2 separate regions of the Mus musculus genome follow, and region 2 is linked to region 1. Evidence: chromatin loops called from intact Hi-C (ENCODE). Cell type or tissue: heart. All regions are shown on one strand. Each heading gives the region's core, and the rest is flanking DNA. Links, peaks and the distances in the headings are about the cores only.

The links. Peaks named below come from ENCODE experiments on the same cell type or tissue, not always from the same donor. Only the 100,000 strongest peaks of a DNase experiment are listed, where the experiment ranks them.
Region 2: a loop joins it to region 1, with 8 times the contacts of the local background. A loop is called at or near these places in 2 of 42 quality-filtered maps.

What each region holds. Positions count from the first base shown.
Region 1 is chr6:133,142,185-133,148,610 of GRCm38, reverse strand. No RefSeq gene overlaps it. Among named protein-coding and RNA genes, the nearest start is that of Smim10l1, 40 kb to the right of the region's middle. In heart, for the core only: no CTCF peak of the experiment used is centred there; no DNase peak of the experiment used is centred there.
Region 2 is chr6:133,082,411-133,088,836 of GRCm38, reverse strand. It overlaps Gm35765 (a long non-coding RNA gene), which reads left to right and starts at 3,553. Exons shown (of 4, transcript XR_378062.2): 1 at 3,553-3,740. It also overlaps the pseudogene Gm18691. In heart, for the core only: no CTCF peak of the experiment used is centred there; no DNase peak of the experiment used is centred there.

The sequences.
Region 1 (6,426 bases), core at 2,583-5,082:
CCATCAATTTGCCTACGAATTTCATGAATTCATCATTTATAATATCCATTGTGTAAATGTACCACATTTTCTGTATCCATTCCTCTGTTGAGGGACATCTGGGTTCTTTCAAGCTTCTGGATATTATAAATAAGGTTACAATGAACATAGTGGAGCATGTGTCCTTGTCATATATTGGAGTATCTTCTGGGTATATGCCCAGGAGTGGTATAGCAGGGTCCTTAGGTAGTACTCTGTCAAATTTTCTGAGGAACCACCAGACTGGTTTCCAGAGTGATTGTACCAGCTTGCATTCTCCCCATGAACCCACACACATATGGTCCCTTGATATTTGTAAAAGGAGCTAAAACTATTGATTGGAAAAAAAGACAGTACTTTTAACAAGTAGTGCTCGTTCAACTGGTGGTCAGCATGTTGAAAACTGCAAATGTACCCATTCCTATCTCCTTGTATAAAGCTCAAGTCCAAGTGGATCAAGAACCTCCACATAAAACCATTGAAACTTATAGAGGAGAATGTGGGGAGAATCCTTGAACATGTGGACACAGAGGAGAATTTCCTGAATAGAACACCAATGGCTAATGCTCTAAGATCAAGAATCAACAAATGAGACCTCATAAAATTGTAAAGTTTCTGTAAGGCAAAGGACACTGTCAATAGGACAAAACAGATTGGGGAAAGATCTTTACCAATCTCACACCCAATAAAGGGCTAATATTCAATATATACAAAGAACTCAAGAAATTAGACTCCTGAGAATCAAATAACACTATTAAAAATGGGTAAAGACCTAAGCAAAGAATTTTCAACTGAGGAATATTGAATGGTTGAGAAACCCCTAAAGAAATGTTCAAAATCCTTAGATATCAGGGAAATGCAAGTCAAGACAACCCTGAGATTCTACCTCACCACCGTCAGAATGGCTAAAATAAAGATCTCAGGTGACAGCAGACTGGCAAGGATATAGAAGTAACTCTTAAAGGTAGAAGTACTTACTTGGTCATTCTGTTCAAGTTTGGATTTCTGATTAATTTTTGCCTGACGTTCAATGCCAATATAGCCACATACCTCTCACCCACAACTCAGTTGATATTAGATTTTATACCTGATGGGGGTTGCCATCTGTTAGTTAAGTTTAGGCTTTCCCATCATTCTCACAAGTTCCCAATAATAATTACATTTAATAACTGAATATGAAATTAAATGTTTTTGATTATATGCTTTGCAGTTTGGACAACATTCGGTAAGAACATTAAATCGTTTTTTCTTTCCCTAACCTGGTTTTCAGATTGATGACTCTGAGATCAATTAGTTATTATTAATTTCCTAGGCTATAAGTTTTGCTCATTCCTTAACTAGTTCATAACTTATATAAACCATTTAAGTTATTCTATTTGTACCATATAGTTAGTTAACTCTTTTCAGTCCCTGCTTGCTTATTTCTTCATGCCCCTCAGTCTGTCTCCCTGAATTCATCTACCTGGTGGTTTTCGTTTAGATGCCGTTCAATCTGTCTTCTGTTTCATCTCATTGCATCTCTCTTTTATCTCTTAGTATTTCCCAGAATCTTCTCTGTCATTGACCCGTCCCCTATTTCTTTCCTCAACTGATTGGCCATTGGCATTTTTAAAAGAAGGTACTTATAAGAGATTTTATCTACATAGAGGATTGTTTTAAATTATCCATATTTATGGAGTACAGGTTACAAAATGAAACCTAATGATTCTTTTGGTATGTGTATGTATTCTTTGAGGAAGTCCTCACAACTAACAGCTGCTGAAAACTGGAAAATAAGTTTTGTTGAGCAAAAATGTGGCTTGCATTCTGGCAGATCCCACCAGGCCAGAATAGCTCCATGTGAAGAAGTTTATTGGGGGGAAGCAGGGAAGGGAATAGGACAAAGAGAGCAAAAGATGAGGAGGAGGAGGAGAAGGAGGAGGAAGCGGAGGAGGAAGAGGAGGAAGAGGGAGAGGAAGAGGGAGAGGCAAAGGAGGAAAGGGGTTGCTGGTCTCTGCCTTTTATTTGGGCAATGTTAATCACAGCAGATGTTTACTCACCCTGCTCTACAGTGAAATTCTTATAATTTCATTGACTAATTTTACTTTAACAGCTGTTAAGATATTAATTAAAGCAAAAAGTTATTGGCTTTGTATTCTGTATGAGTAAGGGATCACAGATTAGAATCAAATAAATTCTGAGTAAATTTAAACATGGATAAGGGTATCACAATCAGATTTTCAATTTCATACTGCAAAGGCATGTGACAAATGTGTTTAAAGTCACAGTGAGAGGACAAATTACAAACATGCTCAACTCCAAAAACTTTAGGAATACTTCATGGTTTTTGCAAATACGTCATAGCTATAAATATATCATTGACAGAGACAGGTATTTAGTCATATACCAGTAAATCTGGCCCAAGGAAGACAGGAAGCAGAAGGATCAGGCATTCAAAGCCCAGCTGGAATGCACAGTGATAGATTAGTTTTTTATTGGATCAGGGACTTGAGGGACTAACTGAGTTCCCAAAGGCCCTCAGTTAGGGACTCAGTCCCTAGCATGTCATATACAAACCATAGGCCCAAACAACAAAGTATCATGTTATAATATCTAATTTGTAATATTTCTTTGAGAAGACAATGTGCTAGGGAAATTCTTTTTGATAAGACCTAGAAGCCATCATAAAATTTGCATCATCCTGGTTTTCTTGAAAGAACAATTTTCAGCTTTATTAATTTAATGGGTCCCAAAAGCAGCATAGTCATAACAAAATTATTTTTAAGTTTTATTTATTTATTTATTTTTATTTTTTAACTTACTGTTTTTTTTTTACACTCCATATTTTATTCCCCCCATCCACTCTCCAACTGTTCCACCACCCATACCTCCTCCCCACCCCCTTGTCTCCACGTGGATGTCCCCCACTCAACCCCACCTGACCTCTAAATTTTCTGGGACCTCCAGTCTCTTTAGGTTAGGTGCATCACCTCTGAATGAACACAGGCATAGACACCCTCTACTGTATGTGTGTTGTGGCCTCTTTTCAGGTGGTGTATGCTGCCTGTTTGGTGGTCCAGTGTTTGAGAGTTCTTGGCGATCCAGATTAATTGAGACTGCTGCTCCTCCTACAGGGTCACCATTCTCCTCAACTTCTTTCCACCTTCCCTAAATCAACAACAGGAGTCAGCTGCATCTGACCAGTTTAGCTGTTTGTTGGGTCTCTTGGGAGGCATTTATGATAGGTCTCTCTTTGTGAGTCCTCCATAGCCTCAGGCATAGTTTCAGGTCTTCCGACCTCCACTTCAGCTGGATCCCACTTCCGGCCTGTCACTGGACCTTCTTTTACTCAGGCTCCTCTCCATTTCCATCCCAGTAATTCCTTCAGACAGGAACAATTATGGGTCACAGTTGTTAATAGGCTTAGGCTTCAAAGCATTTAGGACTTTAGTAGGTCTCTTCAGTTTGAACCCTCTATTCATCTATTACCTCTCAACATTAAATCTGAGTCCCATGCTTAAGGTTTTCTTTTTCTCAACCAGGAAATGTTATGACTTAAGTAAAAGGACACCATTGTTGCTTGTAGTCATCATTGGCAGTACCTTCTTCTGGATCCGTGTCAGTTTTTACCTGAATTTCATCAGGCATGCTTAACTTGAAAAAAATATTGCATCACTCTAAGCAAAATAATTGCCAATTAATAAATCTAGAATCTGAGGAAAAACTTGTAAAACAAATTACTGATTCCTATCCTGTGCTGATTTTTTCCCTGTAAATGAGTTAAAAATAGACTTTCTTAGTAATATTGTTCCTAAGATTGAATCTTCAACAAAAAAAAAATGAGCACAGGATGGAACTAGGCCTCCTGCACATGTGTAACAACTGTGCAGCTTGGTCTTTATCTAGGGACCCCAAGAACTGGAGCAGGACTGTCCCTGAGTCTTTTGTCTGCCTTCCCGGAATTCCTCTTTAGTAATTGGGCTGCCTTGCCTGGACCTAGTTGTAGGGTATGCACATAGTACTGCACTCACTTTATGTGCTGGGAGTAGAGAAAGTTTACTTCATGTAGTGTTTAGGAGGGAGGGATGGGGGGAGGGATCTGCATAAGAGAGCACTGGGAGGAAAGGGTAAACTGATATGTGTATGAAAATTGAATACATGTATTAATGAAAATTCAGGTTGACTATGGAAGTCATTGTTGCAAATATTAATTTGGATTATGGTTGGGAAGAAGCCAGAGTAACTTAGAAGATTAATAGATCAATACTCCTGATGTATTGAAGTGAAGCCTTAAAATAACTCTTTGTTTGTGTGTGTGGTTTTTCGAGACAGGGTTTTTCTGTGTAACCGTGGCTGTCCTGGAAATCACTCTGTAGACCAGGCTGCCTCGAACTTAGAAAACTGCCTGCCTCTGCCTCCAAAGTGCTGGCATTAAAGGAGTGCGCCACCACAGCCCTGCATTTAAAATAATCCTTGGTCTTTCAGTCTGGTTATTGGGAACTAGTTTGGGTAAGAAAACATAGCTGCTGTATTAATTCAGTGTATACACTTATACTTAATTCATTTTACAAACAAATTTAGTTGAATTTATAGCTTTTTCAATGCAGTTTCTGTCTCTTAGTACTGGGAATGGACAGAGTCCTGTGCATGACTTCTGAATATAATAACATGTTATGTTTATTATGATTATCACTTTGCCACAGTGAATAACATTGGAACTTACCCTTTCTCTCTATTTTTATGCTTACTCTCCAGCCTTTCTCTATCTTGTCTAACACTACCCTTCTTAACACTGAGTTCCCTTTTCTGTCTGTTGTCTTCTGCATATCAACTCTACTTAGCATTCCCAAATGAGTAAAGAACATGTGGTGTTTGTCTTTCTATGTCTTGTTTACTTCATTTAATAGTATTTTTCTAGTTCCATCAACATTACTAAAAATGTGTAGTTATGAGCTATTTTTTAATCAATTTTATGTGTTAATACTCTTCAATTGAGCTTCAATATGTTTTGTTCTTCCTTTAAATATTAATGGACATCTCAATTGATGTTACATGAAATTAACATAGAATTATGGATATAACTGATATTCTGAAGTAATTTCATTTGTTCCATTTCCAATAATAGGGCCTTAATATTACAAGTTAATTTATTTTTACTTTATAAAAAATGAAAATAAATTGATTACTAATATACAATCATTAAATGTGAACAGAGTCCTTATCTTACCATATTTTATTTTCATTAAATTTCACATTTCCAATTTTCTCATGGTTATTGATATTATGAGTTCCTTATATACCTAAAATTGTCTTTTCAGAAGTAACAATTATCACAATTATAAGTCAGTGGTGGTTCTTGCCTTAATCCCAGGACTTGGGAGACAGGCAGCTTTCTGAGTTCGAGGCCAGCATGGTCTAAGGAATGAGTTCCAGACCAGTCAGGGCCATAGAGAGAAACCCTGTCACAAAAAAAAAAATCCAGGAATATCAAAAACAAACAAAAATAAAACAAAAACCAACCAAACAAACAAAACCAATTATAAGATAATGAGTTGCACTTTATCTACAGCGAAGCAAGCTTTCATGCCTTTTGCTGCCATCATGATATGTTATATTATTTGCACTAGCATGGAATTAGTATAGATACAATTATACTTGAAATTTATGTTTCATTTTTAGATATAATTGTCTTTACTACTGCTTACATCATGAGAATGCTCATCCATCTCAATATGAACAAAAATTCTTTGAAGTCAAATAAACTTCACTTAGATTCACACTAAGTTTATTTTCTCATTTAATGCTCTTCTTTTCTTCCTACCCATCACTTCTGTGTTTCAGTAAAACAAAAGCATGCTAGAGTTAGAAAAATGAAAGTGTCTGCATTCTGTCTTCTCTAGAGAATTTCCCTTTCCCAAGACACAATTGCACATGTGTGGAATGTGTGGCAAAAATGGAGAAGTGCCCAATTGTGTACATGTCCTCTTTTCAGAATACAGCGATAATTAAGACAGGGAGATAAGCAAAGGCCTAATTGAACTTCAATGGCCCCATCTCCTGAATCAAACCAAATTAGTGAGGATGCCTTCCTGTGAGAGTCTCTACTACTGGGACAAGTAGAGTAGACTTTCCCACACAGAGCTAGCAAGCATTAATATGCACAAGTCAGGTGGGTTTAGGATTTCTTTTAATGATAACACCTTACATATCACAGACATCATACAGACCTAACTTTCCACCACCATCATCCTCCACTTAAGTGATGCACATTATGCAACTTTCAACAAGTTTTTGAATGATGAGGCAGTTACTCAGTGGATTAATTTATGTCTCCAAAAAAAAAAAAAAAAAAAAAAAAAAAAAAAAAAAAAAGGTCCAACAGATCCTAGGTCCAATAGTAACTATCAAAGTAACAGAACATGGCCAGTC
Region 2 (6,426 bases), core at 2,391-4,890, 60 kb after region 1:
AACAAAGGAAGATTCAGAGAGCTGGAAAGACCCTTGGGGTATAAATGAATTCATTTAAATTCTTTGCTTTATAGCATGATGGGACAATCTCTTAACTTTTTCATATACAGAGACAAAGGAATGTCAAGCTTAGAGCAAATTTATAATCTTATTGCATCAGTTATACATGAAAACTATTTAATACAGCATCCTGAGAACTGTAGCAGTACTAAGAATGAGTTGGAAGCCCACTAATGTTGAACCAGAAATAATGAAAGAGCAAGTCAACAGCATCTGTATGTTCCTCTTAAAGGGTAACAGTGTGTGTGCATGCATGACCCTGTAAAAAGTAAGATGATTATTATTCTCAGTACAGAATTCAGAGGAACAAAAATGTCTACAAGAATTTTAGGTAACAGAGAGCTTACAATGGGAAGCATCCATTGGTCCCTGTGCAAACTTAAATTTGATGTGTTTAATGTTGTTTTTATTTTATATGTCAGTCTAGATTTTGTTGCCAGGTATTAATTACAATTCCCCAAAATTATTTGTCCAGAAATCAAATATTGAGACTAAATTTGTATAAAAAAAAACTATCAAAGCCAATACAAATAATTATATCTTGATTTTGATGATAAAACTGAGAATTCAGTGTTTCTTCCTCATCATCAACAACAGCAAAACTAAAAAACAAACAAACAAACAAAAGAACAAAGCAAAAACAATAGGGTGCTCTGGATAAGGTGTGTAGTATGTGGAGAAAGATTAAACTAGCTGCCTTGGAAAATATATAATTTTCACCCAAAACACTGTGGACATTAGTGATTTGTATTTTCTTGGTACTGTATATATGGGTTTTTGGCAGTAAATGTTTTGAAAGTTCAAGAATTTTATACACAGAGCATTTTAGAAGATTGATTAACACATCTTCATTACTTAACTAGAAACTAAATCATCCTTCCAGTGGCAATGAATCCTATCCTATATTTCACATTAACATTTATTTTAAGTGTGAAATTAATAATAGGAAATTTAGGCAGTGCATTTTTAGCCTGGGTGAATATCATGGGTGGACTGGGTCAGAAAAAGAAAGATGTCGTCAGTGTTTTAGATCTTCCCTGCTCTGGCTCTCTCCGGAATCTCTGTGATCTGGACACTAATTGCAAGTTTATTGGTATTAGCCACCTACCCAGCTCTAATAACTAGAAAAAGTAAAAGAATTATGAAAAAATATTGAACAGTGACCAATCATTGCAGCATCTGGCTTGCTACATGACTCAGCATCTTCTATTTTCTCAAGATAGCTACACTAAAAACACTCTTTTTCTTGACCAGAAGTTGAAACCTTAAAAAGCTAGTTTAATTGACATTGCTGCCATATTTGCTCATCATTTTCTTAAACATGTTAGTCATAAGCAGATATATTGATGTCTGGATTGATGGATATGGGCAAATATGTCCTATAGTGCTATATCAAGAAACTCTACCCAATTTTCTAGGCTGGTTTGACACATCAACACTATGTTCATAACCACACCATTCACTGTGTTTCTGATAATGTTTACTTTGCTCATCTTTTCCTTTAGGAAACATCTGAAGAACACCCAGCACAATGTCAAAGGCTCCAGAGAAGTCAAAACTGCAGCCCACATAAAGACTCTGCAAATGGCGGTCACCTCATGTTACTACATATGGCTTTTGTCACTTCTGTGTGTATTCCACAATTTTGGAATTTTGGTTTCTTTTAAAAACACAGGAATATTATAGGAATGCCTTTTCATTTTAATTCCAGATGTAGGGATATGGGGCTTCTTCAGTCTGACTATAGCAGCAGACTATGATATGCCTCATACTCTAACCAAGGCATGGTTTTTGTCAGCTGCAGATAGTTTCTGCAATTGTGTGAAATTTCGAATTCTAGAAAATTTTCAGAGGGTATATAAATGTTAGGGACCTGAGAGACATTGTTGCTGGTTGCTGATCATTTAGAGGGGTTGGTTGTGGTTTGTTAGTAGTTGTGCTCAAAGAAGAAACAAAATGGAAAAATAGATTCAGTGATGTCTCTGTCTCTCTGTGTCTCTCTGTCTCTCTCCCTCTCTGTCTCCCTCTCCTCTTGACTTCTTTCTGTCTTACTGAGGATAAAGGGTATAAAAAAAGAGGAACCCACAAAGTAGCTAAGATCAGCTTTATCTGTAACTATATTGGAATGTTGACGTTAAACAGAAAAGTCCCATAATTTTGTTGTGACAAGCATTGGGAATTGCTTTTCCCTCAGCTCACTGATATGTCCTCATTCTAGAAAACAGGCAATCCTTGTTTTCTGTGCTATGGTATATGAGATGCAGGATCAAAAATAGAAAATTATATGCTCCCTCGAGAATACCAGAGATCAGTTTTCATATTCTAGTGAAAAAAAATCAGTTCTTAGTTGGCGCATGTTAGAGATGACCAGGGATGGAGATGGATCATCTTTCTGGCAGAGTTTGTTAGAGATGCAAACAGTATAGAGGTATCCCATAAGGTGGAAGATAACACAAAGCAATTCCAAAATGTGGATACCATACCTCTCAGAAGAATGTGGGTACCCATCCCAAGAGAGTAGGGAATGAGAAAAGTATAGTACTATGCATGTATGGACCTGAGATTGTCTGACATCATCTAACTAGACTTAGGGAAACTATGCTTTCTTGAGATTCTGGCTAAGTGGGTAGGACAGAATGACATTCCTGAATGAAGGAATTGCCTAAGAATATTTGGCCCATTAGTATGTGATGTAACAATGCTTACTTGTGTGGCCTGAAGCTTTTCTAGGGTTTGCTATCTGGAAGGAACTATTCCCAGGAGATGGAGAGAGCTGTGCAGAGAGAGTGGAAGCCTGTAGGCAGTAGTCCTACATCTGGTATTAAGCAGCATGTGAAGGGAACAGAAGCTGTAGTGGTGTGGCATCTAAATTTGTACTTTCAAAATTATTCAGGTGTGTGTAACATTATGGACTTAAAAGATTCTGTGTGATTTAAGCACTATTCAAATACATTATAGCTCTGCTGACAAAATACAAACCTATTTGTATACAAAGATATAAATGTGAACCAGTTAAGTGTAAGAACTGGAATCAATATTTCTATCATTTATTAATCTTTAAAAATTTTAAAAATGATTAACAAATAGCAGGACACACACACACACACACACACACACACACACACACACACACACACTCGTGTGGGGGATTGCAGGCTGGTCTCCAGTTGAGCTGAGGTCTGAACCCCGATGGTCATAATTCACCTTCATGACAGTAGGCTTTCCCTCATGCTCCTGGAACTCTGACCCCTGCCTAAGCTACCACCTCCCACAGCCCCCACAAGATAAGCATGGTCAGTAGTCACATAGACAATGGCCCAAGCTTCTGATGTTCAGGCTAAACTCCTCCCCAGTTACCTAGCAACAGTGAAGACCATAAAAAGGGCTGTTTAGCCCCCACCTCATTCTCTTACTCTTATGTTCTCTCTTTTCTCCCCTATTTGTCTTCTCTTCTCTTTCCTTTTTCTTTGTCTTCTCCCCATCTCTCTTCTCTCCTCCTCTCCTCTCTTCTCTCCCTCTTTCTCTCTTTCTCTCTCCTATAACTCCAGAGCAACAGGGTGTCACCTCGAGGTCCCCAGTGGGGGACTGCCCCTTATCCACCCCCCACCCCGCAGTGTGGGGTGAGAGACTTAGATGCCCACCTGGGGCCAAGTGGAAAGTGATGGATGCCATGACTCACAGTAAGACTGAAATCACCTAACTCAATTTATTTAATGTACAATGCCTCTCTTGTAGATATCTAGAGATTTCTGGGTAATTCTAGATCCTGTCAAGATGACAGTCAATATCATACTTCACAGAAAATATTTGTTTACTAATCTATGAAAAGTGTTTTGTTCCTAAAGCTCACTCTCTTGTGTCTTGCAGATAAAAAGTGTACTATCTGCAAACAATTCCTTATGAAGGATATTTAGCTAAATAATACTCTTAGTCCATTTTATTTTATGTTATGAATTGGCTTAAATATGCAAAATGATAAGTAATTATGAAAAGTTACTGAAAGAGGGGAAACCTGGAGAGGATAGTGATCTGCCCGGCGGGCGCGGGAGCGCTTTGCTTGAGCATCAGCAGCAGACATCTTGGTTCCAGGACCCCGCCGAGTGTGTCCTGCACAGGCAGCTGGCCACTGTTCCGGCCAGAGGATAGGGATCTGCCCAGCGGGTGCGGGAGCGCTTTGCCTGAGCATCAGCAGACATCTTGGTTCTGGGACCCTGCCAAGTGTATCCTGCACAGGTGAGAGTATGAAATACAAAAGCTAAAAGCTTCTGGGACAGGCGGGAACCACAGAGCTTCTAAGGCAGCCCCCTTTTCGGGCCCCAGGCAGCACTTTGCCTGAGCATCAGCAGCAGACATCTTGGTTCCGGGACCCCGCCGAGTGTATCCTGCACAGCTCCAGAGAATACCAGATGGCAAAAGGCAAATGTAAGAATCCTACTAACAGGAAAAAAGGCCACTCACCATCATCAGAACGCAGCACTCCCACCCCACATAGTCCTGGGCACCCCAACACAACCGAAAACCTAGACCCAGATTTAAAAGCATATCTCATGATGATGGTAGAGGACATCAGGAAGGACTTTAATAACTCACTTAAAGAAATACAGGAGAACACTGCTAAAGAGTTACAAGTCCTTAAAGAAAAACAGGAAAGCACAACCAAACAGGTAGAAGTCCTTAAAGAAAAACAAGAAAACACATCCAAACAGGTGATGGAAATGAACAAAACCTTACTAGATATAAAAAAGGAAGTAGACACAATAAAGAAAACCCAAAGTGAGGCAACGCTGGAGATAGAAACCCTAGGAAAGAAATCTGGAACCAAAGACGCGAGCATCAGCAACAGAATACAAGAGATAGAAGAGAGAATCTCAGGTGCAGAAGATTCCATAGAGAACATCGGCACAACAATCAAAGAAAATACAACATGCAGAAGGATCCTAACTCAAATCCTCCAGGAAATACAGGACACAATGAGAAGACCAAATCTACAGATAATAGGAGTTGATGAGAATGAAGAATTTCAACTCAAAGGGCCAGCAAATATCTTCAAAAAATTATAGAAGAAAACTTCCCAAATCTAAAGAAAGAAATGCCCATGAAACATACAGGAAGCCTACAGAACTCCAAATAGACTGGACTAGAAAAGAAATTCCTCCCGACACATAATAATCAGAACAACAAATGCACTAAAGAAAGATAGAATATTAAAAGCAGTAAGGGAGAAAGGTCAAGTAACATATAAAGGCAGGCCTATCAGAATTACACCAGACTTTTCACCAGAGACTATGAAAGCCAGAAGAGCCTAGACAGATGTTATACAGACACTAAAAGAACACAAATGCCAGCCCAGGCTACTATACCCGGCCAAACTCTCAATTACCATAGATGGAGAAACCAAAGTATTCCACGACAAAACCAAATTCACACATTACCTTTCCATGAATCCAGCCCTTCAAAGGATAATAACAGAAAAAAACCAATACATGGACGGAAATCACGCCCTAGAAAAGGCAAGAAAGTAATCCCTCAACAAAGTCAACCAAGTAGAAACAAGAACTATTCAAACAATTAACCAAACAAGGAGTTGTTTCTTTGAGAAAATCAACAAGATAGATAAACCCTTAGATAGACTCACTAGAGGGCACAGGGACAACATCCTAGTTAACAAAATCAGAAATGAAAAGGGAGACAGAACAACAGATTCTGAAGAAATCCAAAACACCATCAGATCCTTCTACAAAAGGCTATACTGAACAAAACTGGAAAACCTGGACGAAATGGACAAATTTCTAGACAGATACCAGGTACCAAAGTTAAATCAGAATCAAATTAATGATCTAAACAGTCCCATATCCCCTAAACAAATAGAAGCAGTCATTAATAGTCTCCCAGCCAAAAAAAAAAAAAAAAAAAAAAAGCCCAGGACCAGATGGGTTTAGTCCAGAGTTCTACCAGACCTTCAAAGAAGATCTAATTCCAATTCTGCACAAACTATTCCACAAATAGAAGTAGAAGGAACTCTACCCAACTCATTCTATGAAGCCACAATTACTCTGATACCTAAACCACAGAAAGATCCAACAAAGATAGAGAACTTCAGACCAATTTCCCTTATGAATATAGATGCAAAAATCCTCAATAAAATTCTCGCTAACCGAATCCAAGAACACATTAAAGCAATCATCCATCCTGACCAAGTAGGATTCATTCCAGGGATGCAGGGATGGTTTAATATATGGAAATACATCAATGTAATCCATTATATAAACAAACTCAAAGACAAAAACCACACGATCATCTCGTTAGATGCAGAAAAAACATTCGACAAGATCCAACACCCATTCATGATAAAAGTCTTGGAAAGAT